Regions from separate parts of the Homo sapiens genome. Here regions 1 and 2 are each linked to region 3. A link is a contact called in ENCODE Hi-C or POLR2A ChIA-PET data. All regions are on one chromosome and are shown on one strand. The core of a region is the stretch at or near the end of the contact, and the rest is flanking DNA. Distances in the headings are between cores, read along the strand shown.

Region 1 (4,247 bases), core at 458-2,957, 76 kb before region 3:
GCCTACTATGTTCTCGACACTAATATAGGAGCTGTTTTATCAACAGTGGTAAAACAGATAAACTCTTACTCAGGTGGAGCTGACATTCTTATAAGAAGGATAGATAGGCAGGGCACGTTGGCTTATGCCTATAATCCCAGCACTTTGGAAGGCCGATACAGGCGGATCACAAGGTCAGGAGATCGAGACCTCCCTGGCTAACACGGTGAAACCAAGTCTCTACTAAAAATACAAAAAAATTAGCTGGGCGTGGTGGTGGGAGCCTGTAGTCCCAGCTACTCGGGAGGCTGAGGCAGGAGAATGACATGAACCTGGGAGGCAGAGCTTGCAGTGAGCCCAGATCGCGCCACTGCACTCCAGCCTGGGCGACAGAGCAAGACTCTGTCTCAAAAAAAAAAAAAAAAAAAAAGGATAGATACTCAGGCCTGCTGGAGAATTAGTGAGGCTCCATGGAAAATGGAGATTTGGGGTCTTTTGTTCAAATAGCAGGAGAAGAGTGTTGTTAAAGGTACTAAAATATAAAGCTTTTTTGTTTGTTTTCTGCAGTTTCCCTCTCAACTTGTCATGGCATTTTAAAATTTGCTATATAAGATCCTTCTAAGAAAAATGATCATTTAAAAATTGTCACCATAAATTTTATCATTTATGTTTATGTTGTATAATGCCAGTTTTAAATATAGGCATAAGAGTGTTTAATGAAATTACAAAATTCATATTTTATAGCTCATACATGTGTATGGACTTAGTTTTTAGCAGAACAGTGAAAACTCTGCATAAAACTAATTCAATGATTTTTATTTCATTTCCTAATATATGACATCCTACCAACACCGCCTGCCTTTGGCATGCTGATGAGGGAAGAAGGTCTAAAAAGACTATGGGTTGCCCAATCTTTCCCTTTCCTTCTATGCCATTATTTTCGGTGTATGTGTATAATTGAGGCACTGACAGTCCCCCGAGGCAACATGAGAACTTGCTTCAAATGTAGAAAGAAAGTAATGGAGTTCTAAGGAACACAAATGACCACGGAATCCTATCATATCTTCTTTTTTTTTTTTTTTGAGACAGAGTCTTGCTCTGTCCCCCAGGCTGGAGTGCAGTGGTATGATCTTGGCTCACTGCAACCTCCACCTCCAAGGTTCAAGCAATTCTTGTGCCTCAGCCTCTGGAGTAGCTGGGACTACAGGCATGTGCCACCATGCCTGGCTACTTTTTTGTATTTTTAGTAGGGACAGAGTTTTGCCATGTTGCCCAGGCTGGTCTCGAACTCCTGAGCTCTGACAATCCACCCGCCTCGGCCTCCCAAAGTGTTAGGATTACAGGCATAAGCTACTGCCCCCGGCCCCTATTATATCTTTTCTTATTCATGTTACTTCCCTGCAGTATATTAGGATTGGCTTAGAATGTGCCTTTCTAGAACCACTGTATATTTAAAAAGAACCACAAAACCTTTGACCCTCTTTCCACTATGTCTTTTCCAGTATGTGTCTTCATAAAAGGGAGCTCTGAAAAGCTTAGACCCAGAATATATGCTCACCTGCATGGCTCAGTGATATAGGAATTAAAGGATTCTTGAGTAAAAAGAATGAGTGTATTTGTCACTGTGGCAAGGGTGTTGGGGCGATGCTAGAGGATATGCGACAATGTGTGTGGGTGGTGAGTGCATGTCATGCCTGGGCGAGGCTTAGAAGGGGTGTGGTATGTGTTCCTGTGTGTATGCCCTGTGTGTGTGTTGGGGGCGGGGGTGGTATTTGTGGCACATATTTTATGTGTCTGTGTGATTGGTAGATAGGGTTTGTGGTGTGTTTGTATATGTGTGCAATATGAAATGAATATTAGTTTTAGTTTTTTCAGCACACTTTTCCTCTGGGCTGTGTAGCCCACAACTTTTGTTTCCCCTGAAATGCCAGTCTGTTCTCATGTTCTTCTAAGTAAAATAACATGCAGCTTTTAGACATTCACAAACAAAACCCAGTGGTTTTTATCTGAGTCAAGCGCTCCCTGGGGCTTTGCTCTTTTTTTTTTTTTCTCCTCTCCTTCCTGTAAATCCATTTTATGCGTTGGAGCTAGAAGATGACATCTTGTTACATCATGTTAGACAGCACCATAATTTTTTCCAGCTAACCATTTCCAATCTGGCTAAGCAGACAGAACTGAACAATGACAACCAAGCAGAAATAAAGGATCGGCTCACAGCCCTGCAGGGTGGACTCGGAGGAGCCTTGTCCCCAGATCTGAAGTCGACTCGCCGTGTTTTAAGTTTTAACTCCTTAGATTGGGGAGGACGAAATCTGTTCAGGTTCACAGCTCTTCCAGTGATAATGCATAGTCTTTCTCTGCTGGAGCTGAGGATGCCTGTTGTGGGGAGGGGCCTCTGCAAGGGGAGGGAGCAATAGGGTGAGACTGATGGCTTGCCTGAGGTCCTTTCTATACTATGCACAGGTCAGGCCTGTCTTTTGCTTTCCAGCTGCAGCTGCTATTTATAGTCTTGTCTCTGTTTGCTATTCTGCCTGTGACCCCTGTAGTCAGCTCAAGGCCTGTGTTTAAAAAGAGCTCTTCTATGCTCATGTTCAAGCCCACCACGGAGGCTTTCCTTTAGCAGTCTGTGTGCCAAAACTCAGTGAAAGGTCTCTGCAGATCCCCTCCCCACCTCCTGGTATGCCGTGCATCAGATTGGGTGTCTGAGTTCCCTCAACGTTGCCATGCATCTCCACCTGCAGCCTGTGATGTGGTGAGAAATAGTTCTAGGTGGGAGTTGTGCTATATCTCTTACATCTTATTGTGGGTGTTCTGCCAGAATGCCCCTTCCAAACAAATCTCATTATGTCAGCCTTTGGCCTAAAAATATTCACTAACTTACTAGCTGTACTGCCTAGATAACTAAGACAAAAAACTTTAAGATCTATAAAGTCAGCGATGTGTATGAATACCAAACTCAGAGCCAGGTGATCCAAGTTTGAACCATAACTCCAAGCTGTGTGACTCTGAGCAAGTCAGTGACATTCTCTGAGCTTCCCCATCCTGCTTGCAAAGAGATTGCCTGCTTCGTGGGGGTGGGGATGCTGCAAGGACTAGGTTGAGAAAGTAACCTGGAAGCCTCCCTACTTGCACATTCTGCTATCTCAACTTCTCAGACTTCCCAAAAGAATGTGGCAACAAATGAAGGTGGGGAGGAATTGAGATGCTCTGGAGATAACAGAGAAAAAGATTTCTAGGTGTGACTCAATCAGCCAGTAATGGATTTTTTTAAATTGAAAAATACTCAAGATCGAAACTTAGAAGGTATGTGTATATATTGTAAATGTGATACAGGTCAGTAAAAATCAGTTGAACACATACTGCATGCCAGTCAATGTAATCAACAGCAGAGATATCAAGAAAAACACACAGAAATAATTAAAACAAAATGTTTTTGTGATTCTTACCACAAAAAAAGGGAAATTATATCGAAACAACCACAAAAAGGATCCAGAACTCACTCTCACTACATAAATTTAAAATGTGATAAATATGAGAGTAAGAAAAGATTATTTAATGAGAACTAGGAGTATCACTGGTCATAAATTTGGAAAATGTTTTGTTTAGATCAATTCTTTATATCATCTAGAAAATGGCAATTGGGCTAAGAATTATACATAAATAGACAAATTATACGACAAAACTACAAAAATTCAGCATAAAACAGCCAGATCAATAGAGAAATAGGTTCTCAATTTTGGAGCAATAGAATAAATCATGAAGATTGACAGGCCCAAATAAATATTTTAAGAGCTTTCAAGTAATGAAAACTGGTAACTCTAATATAAAATGGCAACAGAGTCTGCAGAAATATTTTTATCAATTATGGTAAAGAGTACTGATACTTTAAAAATTACTCATTAAAAAATATAAAATAAAACATTAAGATTTCAATGGGTGAATAAGAAAATGAATAAGTAATTTACAAACAAGAAATATAGATTGCCCACAAACCCCAGAAAAAATTTGTCTTTATAATTAAATAAATGTAGACTACAGCAACATTGAAACATCAATTTACATTGTTAAGTTAAGAGAAGTTAAAATGTGACGGCCAATGATGGTCTGGTTGTGGGTGACACTGGAGTCATACATTACTGATGCCAGTGTGAATTCTTACAAGCTGTTTGAAAATAAAATGACAATGCATATCAAAACCCATAAAAATATTCACACCCTTTGAGCTTAATGTTGCTCTCCAAAGAGTTTATACTAAGGAAGAAATCAAA
Region 2 (4,241 bases), core at 96-2,595, 100 kb before region 3:
GACACATAGTTGGCACTCCAGAGATTGCAGCTATTGATGACTGAAACACAAGCGCTATTACGTTTTTCTCAGTTACAGAACAAGGTACTACTCCATAAAATCAAGCCTACTACCAAAAACAAAAGTCAGTTAACATTATGCTTATCTGTCATATCAAGCATATCAAAGTACAATGTGCAACAGAAACCTAAACGAAAAAGTGATGATGTATTTTTACTTACTCTCAAAAAATATGTTTTACAAAAAGGGCTTTCATCAAGTCAGTTTTTTGAAAACTAACCCACGTAGTTATACTTCATGAGATGACGTTTCTTTGAACAAATAAGTTAATGATATGAATAAATATTTCATCTTGGTAATGCCTTCAACACATATCTTCAATACTTTTCTTGGACTTAAAGTGACTTCAATCCCTAATCTCATCTACTGCCATGTACACAAGAAACACAGTTAATGAACTTTAAAGGCAGATGCAGTATTTCCAGGGAAGCCACCTGAACCAGGGAAGTACAAGAAAGCAAAACATCTCCACAACCACATCTAAGTGCCTTATCTTTCAACTTCTTTTCTTCAAATGGGCAATTAGAAGCTACGATACACCTTAAAGATCAGGTTTGGCATCCGCCCTGGCTAGGGCCTACCTTTCTTTTCGCGGCACTGCCACTCTGGCACCTACAGGCAGGCCTTTGGCGCCTGCAGGACTCGCAGGGAAGACAACCCCAGCCCCTGCTCTCCACGGCTCTCGTCGAAGCCCCGCACGTGGTGACCACTTGAGACGTTTTAGTGCATGGGATTTAACAGGGTCAGACCTCAGGTTGCGTTCCGGGACAGTGCAGCTCCCAGACCCGCTGAGGTCGCAGGAGGAAGGTTTTGACGCTCCTAGCGTAAACACCGACGGGACCCTCTTCGCCCCGCGGCTACCTCGCCCTCGCCGCTCGCGCGGCCCCTCAGCACCTGACGCCTCAGCCAGCCTCCAGGAGTCGCTTCCCCGCGCCTCCTTCCACCTGAGCCAGCGACGCTACCGCCACCTGCACCGGGACCCCAAATGCCAGGCCAGTGGCCGTTACCCGAGGTCGCGGCCCGGGGAAGGTCCATGGCTCAGGAGGAAAAGCCCGGGCTGCAGCTCCCCTTCCTGCACCTCTGAGATCCCCCGGCCGCCGCCATTTTCCTCGCGCCGTAACCCCACCTGATAGTTCCAGCCTCCCACCTGTGACAAGCAGGGCACGCCGCGCGACGCCGAGTGGGGTGCGTGGGCAAGCTGGGGCTCCGTAGGGGTCACAACCTCCGTGCGGAACCCGCCGTTAATTCATCCCGTAACGCGGAGGCGTCCGGCCGTCGCCCTAGTAATGCGTCCCGGAAGGCTACGTCCTGATTGGCTGCAGGCGCCGTGACGCAACGGCGTCCCCGGCTGCGTGGGAAACCCGGGTCCCCGGCGCCCCGCGCTTGCTCCACAGCCCGGGATACCCCGGGTACCTTTCTTTGAGAGCTCCTTTAAAGAGGCCTCGCTTATTTCCTCGTCTGGCCTCCTGGAGAGGAGGGACCCACGGAACGGTGGGGTGTAGGGGTGAGAAAACAACGAAATAGGAAATTAGCGGAGGTCATTTGTCCGAGGGAACCTAATGGTTCATTCAACCCCTAGAGCTGCAAAATGGAAAACAGAAATCTGGGAGTTTAATTTACAAGCCTAAATTTGGTGCGCGAAGTCACAGGACAAATCAGTAGTAGAAGCAGTTATAGAACCCAGGTTCCCTGATCAGGAGCACAAAGTTTTTCTAGCACACTCAGTGTTTCCCCAGTCCTAGAAAATGTTTCCTCCCAGTTCCCATAGCAATTTCATCACACTGCTCTTAAAAGGTCTCGATCACCTATCATGGTGTGTCTGTCCTGTCCCCTAACCTACTAGATTGCATGCCCCTGAATGGTGGGGACTGTGGTTAAACCCCTTTTCATTTCCCTTAAGCAATTCCCTCCTCAACTTGGCCTTCAACAAATACAATAAGAATCTTAAAAATAATAAACATAGCTACACATCACACACAGCCACTCATCAGTAGTTCATGTATGTCTATACGTTTTATCCGTTTATTCAACAAAGCACAGAGTGAATATTTTTAAAATTACAAGGTTCCTGACCTCACAAAATTTATGGTGTAATAATAATGACCATCTACATGTTGGCTGCATAGCTTCAATATAGCTAAATTATATCCCCAAATTGCCTGTAAATCAAAGATTCTTGTGCTCTTTTCCTAAATTAGCTTCATAATTTCTCTAAGTTTGTTCCAAAACATTTTAATATTTAAGATGTGCTAAAATTGCATCAGAAAGTGAAGAATGACTACAGAGAGAAACACCAGAACAAAAGTCAATTCTGCCAATTATGCCTATGACTTTAGGCCTCCTTTTTACCTTTAAAATAAGATTACTGGAATAAAAGATCTCCCAATTCTTTTTTGTTGTTGTTAAGAGTTGGCCTGGCTATGCTCCAGAACCTTCAAGGGCTCTACTGTGGTTCTTTGGGGGCTTGCCGGAGGTTCCTCATAGCCTTTGCAGCTCCATTGCAGAGAGCTCTAGCATTGTGAGGTGTGTCCGGTGATACAGCCCAAGAGGCAAGGTTGCCCTTACCGCCCTAACCACAGAGGACAGTGCTGGGCTCTTTCTTTTTTCTTTTCTTTGCTTTTTTTTTTTTTTTTTTTTTTTTTGAGACAGGGTCTCGCTCTGTCACCTAGGCTGGAGTGCAGTGGCATGATTGTGGCCCACTACAACCCCTGCCTCCTGGACTCAAGCAATCCTCCCACCTCAGCCTCCAGACTAACTGGAACTACAGGCATCTGCCACCATGCCCAGCTAATTTTGTGTTTTTTGTAGAGACAGGATTTCAACATGTTGCCAGGCTGGTCTCGAACTCCTGAGCTCAAGCTATCCACCCACCTTGGCCTCTCAAAGTGCTGGGATTAGAGGCTTGAGCCACCGCGCCTGGCCCTGAGCCCGTTCTTGATCTGAGCTACTGATCAGTAGCCACCTTCCACGTCAACTGCTAAAGGGATAGGAACAGAATTCCCAAGGGCAAAATATGCTGATTTCTAAACTCAGAGATCTGCTAAGTGTCATGCTTCTTTCTTTTTGGCAGAGGTGCAAGGTGTAGTAACATGTTTTTCATTCTGGGGAAAATGTCTTGACGTGCCCAAGATCATTGGACCACTTCAGCATCCAAAATGATGTATAGTTTACATAATGCTATTGTACCAGGATCATTCTTTGTTTTGATACATGTTCTATGCTTACACAAGATGTTGACATAAGGGGAAGCTAGGTAAAGAATATATGGAAAAATCCCTGTACTCTCTTTACATCTCTCCTAAGTCTAAAACTACCCCCCCAGTTTTTTAAATAATTATTTTAAAATATCACCAATGTAGCAAGCTCCTGAATTTTTGTGGGGTTTATCCGCGTCTGAAATGTATGTATTTCATCAAGACATCCAGAGAAGTAGTCCCCGACCTTTTTGGCACCAGGGACTGCTTTCGTGGAAGACAGTTTTTCCATGAACGGGGTGAAGGGTGAAGGGGGTGATTTCGGGATGATTCAACCACATTACATTTATTGTGCACTTTATTTCTATTATTATTACATTGTAGTATATAACACTTAAAAAGTGGTGTTAATCTGTGCTCTACTGTCCCAAAGGGACAAGTTTCTCAATCTTTCCTGACCCCAGTAACAGAGCATCACAGCTGATGAATTGCTGAACCTCATGAGCCATTGACTTAATGGTCACATTTAATAGGGCACTCTCTGTAATGCTCAGGGACACACTATGACATACAGGAAATCTCAAGTCCTAGTTCTTATTGTACTTTTGTCATTATTGGGGTACTTTCTATGCCCATGTAATTGCTCACTCCTCTTCAAAATGTGAGAGTAATAAGGGAAAATCTGTGCTCAATAACAGACCTCAGAAAAGAGCCAAGTACATTGCCGCCAATAAAATCGGAGCAAGTCTCTCCCAAGGTAATGAATACAAGCAACATGCAGCCCAGTGCCAGCAGAGGCCACAGATACTTAACTGGAGGCCCAGAGTGGCCCATTTATTATAGCCTACAGTTTATTGCTTGCAAGCAAGAATTGCAAAATTTCTTTTGCAATTCCCTCTTTGCAAAAATTTCTATGAATGAGACTTAGCATTACCTAATATCACCAGTCATCCAACGAGATTCTGAAATTCAAAAGGCATTTGAAAT
Region 3 (4,376 bases), core at 982-3,481:
TCTAACCTATAAAATGACGATTAAAATAATGCTTGTCTCAAGCACTGTTGGGAGAATGAAATGAGACTGTATGTGCAAAGGGCCAAGCACAGTGCCTGGTACTCGGTAGGGCCCTTTCTCCACTGCCTTTCCTATGTCCTCTAAAGGAGCTTCTTTCAGCGTGGTGGCTTAATGGAATGATTTCCATTCACTCTGTATCTGTGAGGATTCAAAGAATTACACCGAAGAGTCCTTGATGGGAGAGGGTTGGAGCAAAGGCGGGTTGAATTGCTCCATATAAAAGACTAACAGAAACTTCCAAGGGTCCTTGGAAGGTCAAAAGGAAAGAGGTATGATGATGTTGCCTCTTGAGGGATGGTAGAGTCTGGAAGAGGGGAGAAGAGGAGACAGTGTCTGTGGACAACATGGCAGTGGGTGGAACCGGGAGCACTAGAATGGCTGGCAGAGGAGGTCCCTGAGGAGGATTGGCCAAGGAAGCACAGGGCAGTGGTGTGAACTGTTCCCTCTCCTGTACTTCACAGTCATCGGTCATCCCCTGCTCCTACCAAAGGGTAAATGTTGGTTCCGTCAGCTGTCTCGGGTCAGTGCTTCTTTAGGGAGTATGGGGAGAGGGACACATCATGTGTGGGATGAGGCCGCATGGAAAGCAGACGACATCTGCAGGGGACACATCTATGAGGGTGTCTATCACAATTCTCCCAGTCTAAACAAGAAATGAGATTGGGAGACATGTTGCTCTGCAGAATTCCCAGGGGTTGGAACAGGAGGATGAAAAAAGGCTTGAAATTCTGACTGCAAGTGGGAAGAGAGCACCAGGCAGTTGACCCGGACGCTAAAGGAAAAGGTGAGCTCAGCGGCTTGAGGACTTGGTGACAGCCAGGAAGCAGCTCTTGGGGACCCTTTTGACTTAGCTCCTGATTCCCTGCCATGCTGGCGTGGTGCAATGCATTCAACAGATTCTCAATAAATCCCTAAAAATAAATTATGTCTTGCAGGGGCCATAGAGAGCCAGAATACTATGTAATATTATGCATGGGAGGAGCTGGTGCTGCAAACCAAAGTCAAACCATGCACAGGGAGCTTCGAAGGATCTTCTCCCTTTTCAGCCCCTGCTAGCTCAGTGGACTTTATCTCTTTCCTTCTTCCCTAGGCCTTTTCTCCTGAGTAAATTCTCTCCAGTGCCTGATAGCAGTTTGTAAACTTTTTCCCAGATGACTGCTCTCTATAATCTATAATTCTCATCAATTATATATGAAAATATACACCTATATCTAAGGACATATATATATATATTTATATATATAAAATATGTAAATATATTATATATAATGTATATAATTATATAGAGATATATTTTATCTTTCCTCTGTTCCTTTAAAGCAAATCACTCCCACTCCCACTGCCTTTTTTTTTTTTTTTTTTTTTTTTTGAGACAGGGTCCCGCTCTATTGACCAGGCTGGAATGCAGTGGTGCAATCATGCCTCACTGCAGCCTCTGCCTCCCCGGCTGAAGTGATCCTCCCACCTCGCCCTGCCAAGTAGCTGGGACTGCAGGCACGCACCATCACGTCGGGCTAATTTTTGTATTTTTTGTAGAGATGGGGTTTTGCCATGTTGCCCAGGCTGGTCTTGAACCCCTGACCTCAGGTGATCCACCCGCCTCGGCCTCCCAAAGTGTTGGGATTACAGGCGTGAGCCACCGCGCCCCACCTCCATCTTCTACATGAGGATAAGGAAGCTCTGAGAGGTTAAGTGACTTGCCTAAGGTCACTCAGCCAATGAATGGTGGAGCCCAGCACTTAGCTCAAGCCAGGCGGCGTCACCGCTCACTGCAGGCTGTTCCCACGTGGTCAGGCGCAGGGTCTTTCTGCCTCATCACTGAAGTGGGGACTTGAATACGGCTCTTCCTTTTCTTGCATCCTCCATGTGCCCTCCTGGTAAACCAGATCCCCACGGCCTCAGCCGCTCTTCATCGGCCTGACTTGGGCTTCCAGAGCCTGCCCAGCCCACGTGGGGCTGGTTTGGCAAAAACTGGGCTCTAGATTTTGCTTTAGCTGTTTTCTTTTCCACTTCATTGTTTCCGTGGGATGTCTGCCTTCCCAAAATAACACCGGGGCATTCCAGGTAAACTCAACATCCGACGAAAATCCCCATTCAGCGGCAAGTCCGAAGGGTCCTGGTTTTTGCTATTGTTTTCCTCCCTTCCTCTGGCTCAGGCGGGGTAGGCGTCTGGGACAGGTTCCCGGTGGAGCCTGGATGGAGGGGGAAGCAGGAGGAGGAGAGGAGGGGCTTGGCCAGCTCCAGCCAGCCAGCTGATACTCCCGCCCTCTGCGCTAGCACTGGAGGTAGCCCTGAGCTTTCCCTTCTCACTTTGCTGGGGAATGTTCAAAGGCCTGTAGGAAAAGAACTGGGCAGGGTCTTGTGCCCTACTTCACTTTTATCAGAGAAAGAAAATAAAACCAAGGTGGCCCCTAATTCTGCTCTGATTTCTGGAGGCAGCATGGATGATATCATGGAGAAGCACTGGCTTTGGATTAAGCCAGAGCTGGGCTGAATCCTGGCTCTGGTGCTTACCAGCTGTAAGCTGTAGCAGCTGTAAGTCCATAAACAGCTTATGTGTTCCTCTGAGCCTCCATTTCCTCATCAGTAAAATGGGAGTGATAGTGTCCCTATTAGAGCAATAAAGACAGATGAATTCAATGCCCCAAATAGGACCTGCCCCATAATAGGGGCTCAACCCATATAGAATAGTTTTCTCTGTACTTCCTAGGATATGGGAGGAGGGGGAGTTGCTTACTTCTTCTTTGCTTTTTTTTTTTTTTTTTTTTTTTTAAGACAGAGTCTTGCTCTGTCACCCAGGCTGGAGTGCAGTGGTGCGATCTTGGCTCACTGCAACCTCCGCCTCCCCGGGGGTTCAAGTGATTCTCATGCCTCAGCTTCCTGAGTAGCTGGGATTACAGGCATGCAGCGTCACTCCCAGCTCATTTTTTTTGTAATTTTAGTAGAGACATGGTTTCACCATGTTGGCCAGGCTGGTCTCGAACTCCTGACCTCAAATGATCCACCTGCCTCAGCTTCCCAAAGTGCTGGGATTACAGACAGGAGCCACCGCACCTGGCCTTCATTGCTTTTTGATGTCATTATTACCCAAGTGCTGAGAAGGTGCTGTTTAGAGGCCAACTTAGAGAAGTGGAAAAAGCAGAGAGAGTGTCGTCAGACAGGTAGGGCCCATGCCTTACTTGTTTATGTATGTACCCCTAACAGAATTTTGTAAAGCTATCCACTGTCTACCCCCAGCACATTTAAAAAATGAAGTTCAAAAGTTAAGTAGCTGCAAAAACTGTGGTTTCTGGCTTATTGTAAATATTGATATTTAAAACCTACTGTGACTTCACACTTTAAAATGGATCCAGTGGAATGTAACATCGACAATTTGGTAGCCCCTATCATCCATTTTAAAATTTATGAAAAAGCTGATTGGCATTCAGGAATTTTACATCTTTCTTTTTATCTCCTGGAACTCTTATTACTATTCCTACTTCCTTCACAGATTTTTATCCTGACATATTATTTTCTTATGCTTCAGAGTATTTTATTGATCACATTTACATACATGGAAAAAGCCGTTTTTCGTATTTTATACTTTTTTTTTTTGCTCTTGTAGGATTCTCCCCCAAGAGCAGGGGGAATGAAGAACAAAGTCATTAAATGAAAATTGTTATTTTATTTATTTATTTATTTATTTTGAGATGGAGTCTTGTTGTGTCGCCCAGGCTGGAGTGCAGTGGCACGATCTCGGCTCACTGCAACCTCTGCCTCCTGGGTTCACGCCATTCTCCTGCCTCAGCCTCCCGAGTAGCTGGGACCACAGGCGCCCACCACCACACCCGGCTAATTTTTTGTATTTTTAGTAGAGACGGGGTTTCACCGTGTTAGCCAGGATGGTCTCGATCTCCTGACCTCGTGATCCACCCGCCTCGGCTTCCCAAAGTGCTGGGATTACAGGCGTGAGCCACCGCACCCGGCCAAAAATTGTTATTATTCTCACCACCAGTACAAGGATGCAGAGGCCCTGTGAGCTATGGAATTATTCATGGAGTCATTCCCCACGTTGGGTCCCCTTTCTTTTGTAAAACGGAAAAAGCCTTAGTGTGTTAATTCAGTCTTATTCTCAGATAACTCCATTTTAGGGAAGAAGGCCGATGCAAGTTGAGGATCTGGAAATTGGTTTCCTGATTATTATTTTTGCCTAATTACCCTCTGGAATTTGATACATATCCCAGTTAGAGGACACTGAGTTCCCATTTAAAATCCAACTTTACCACTTAATATGGTCAGGTAACCTGAGGCAGGTTTCCAAACCTGTGGGTTTCCAC

The links. Hi-C counts contacts between places; a loop is a spot of excess contacts on that map. ChIA-PET counts read pairs that join two places held with the same protein, here RNA polymerase II (POLR2A). Pooled maps may share reads with other maps.
Region 1: a loop to region 3 is called in a pooled map, with 2.1 times the contacts of the local background. The contact joins the enhancer-like site here to the promoter of LINC01936 in region 3. A Hi-C loop is called at or near these places in 19 of 168 maps with a recorded cell type or tissue (B cell, CD4-positive, alpha-beta T cell, CD4-positive, alpha-beta memory T cell and 11 more), 10 of 37 single-sample maps with no recorded cell type and 24 of 50 pooled maps. POLR2A ChIA-PET finds 5 or more read pairs at or near these places in 16 of 52 experiments (CD4-positive, alpha-beta T cell, CD4-positive, alpha-beta memory T cell, CD8-positive, alpha-beta T cell and 11 more).
Region 2: a loop to region 3 is called in a map of heart left ventricle, with 2.4 times the contacts of the local background. The contact joins the promoter of LCLAT1 here to the promoter of LINC01936 in region 3. A Hi-C loop is called at or near these places in 21 of 168 maps with a recorded cell type or tissue (B cell, CD4-positive, alpha-beta T cell, CD4-positive, alpha-beta memory T cell and 11 more), 32 of 37 single-sample maps with no recorded cell type and 24 of 50 pooled maps. POLR2A ChIA-PET finds 5 or more read pairs at or near these places in 17 of 52 experiments (B cell, CD4-positive, alpha-beta T cell, CD4-positive, alpha-beta memory T cell and 13 more).

Annotation. Positions count from the first base shown.
Region 1 is chr2:30,420,056-30,424,302 of GRCh38, reverse strand. No RefSeq gene overlaps it. Among named protein-coding and RNA genes, the nearest start is that of LCLAT1, 25 kb to the left of the region's middle. Within about 2 kb of position 1,707, at least 16 of the 41 ENCODE cell types and tissues checked have a DNase peak (open chromatin) inside an H3K27ac peak, as active enhancers do; they include B cell, CD4-positive, alpha-beta T cell, CD8-positive, alpha-beta T cell and 3 more, where a contact is called at or near this core.
Region 2 is chr2:30,444,350-30,448,590 of GRCh38, reverse strand. It overlaps LCLAT1 (lysocardiolipin acyltransferase 1), which reads right to left and starts at 1,345. Exons shown (of 6, transcript NM_001002257.3): 1 at 1,208-1,345. RefSeq lists enhancers at 181-917, 1,115-1,234, 1,445-1,504, 1,545-1,614, 918-1,655.
Region 3 is chr2:30,344,501-30,348,876 of GRCh38, reverse strand. LINC01936 (long intergenic non-protein coding RNA 1936) reads right to left here and starts at 2,231. Exons shown (of 2, transcript NR_122048.1): 1 at 1,762-2,231.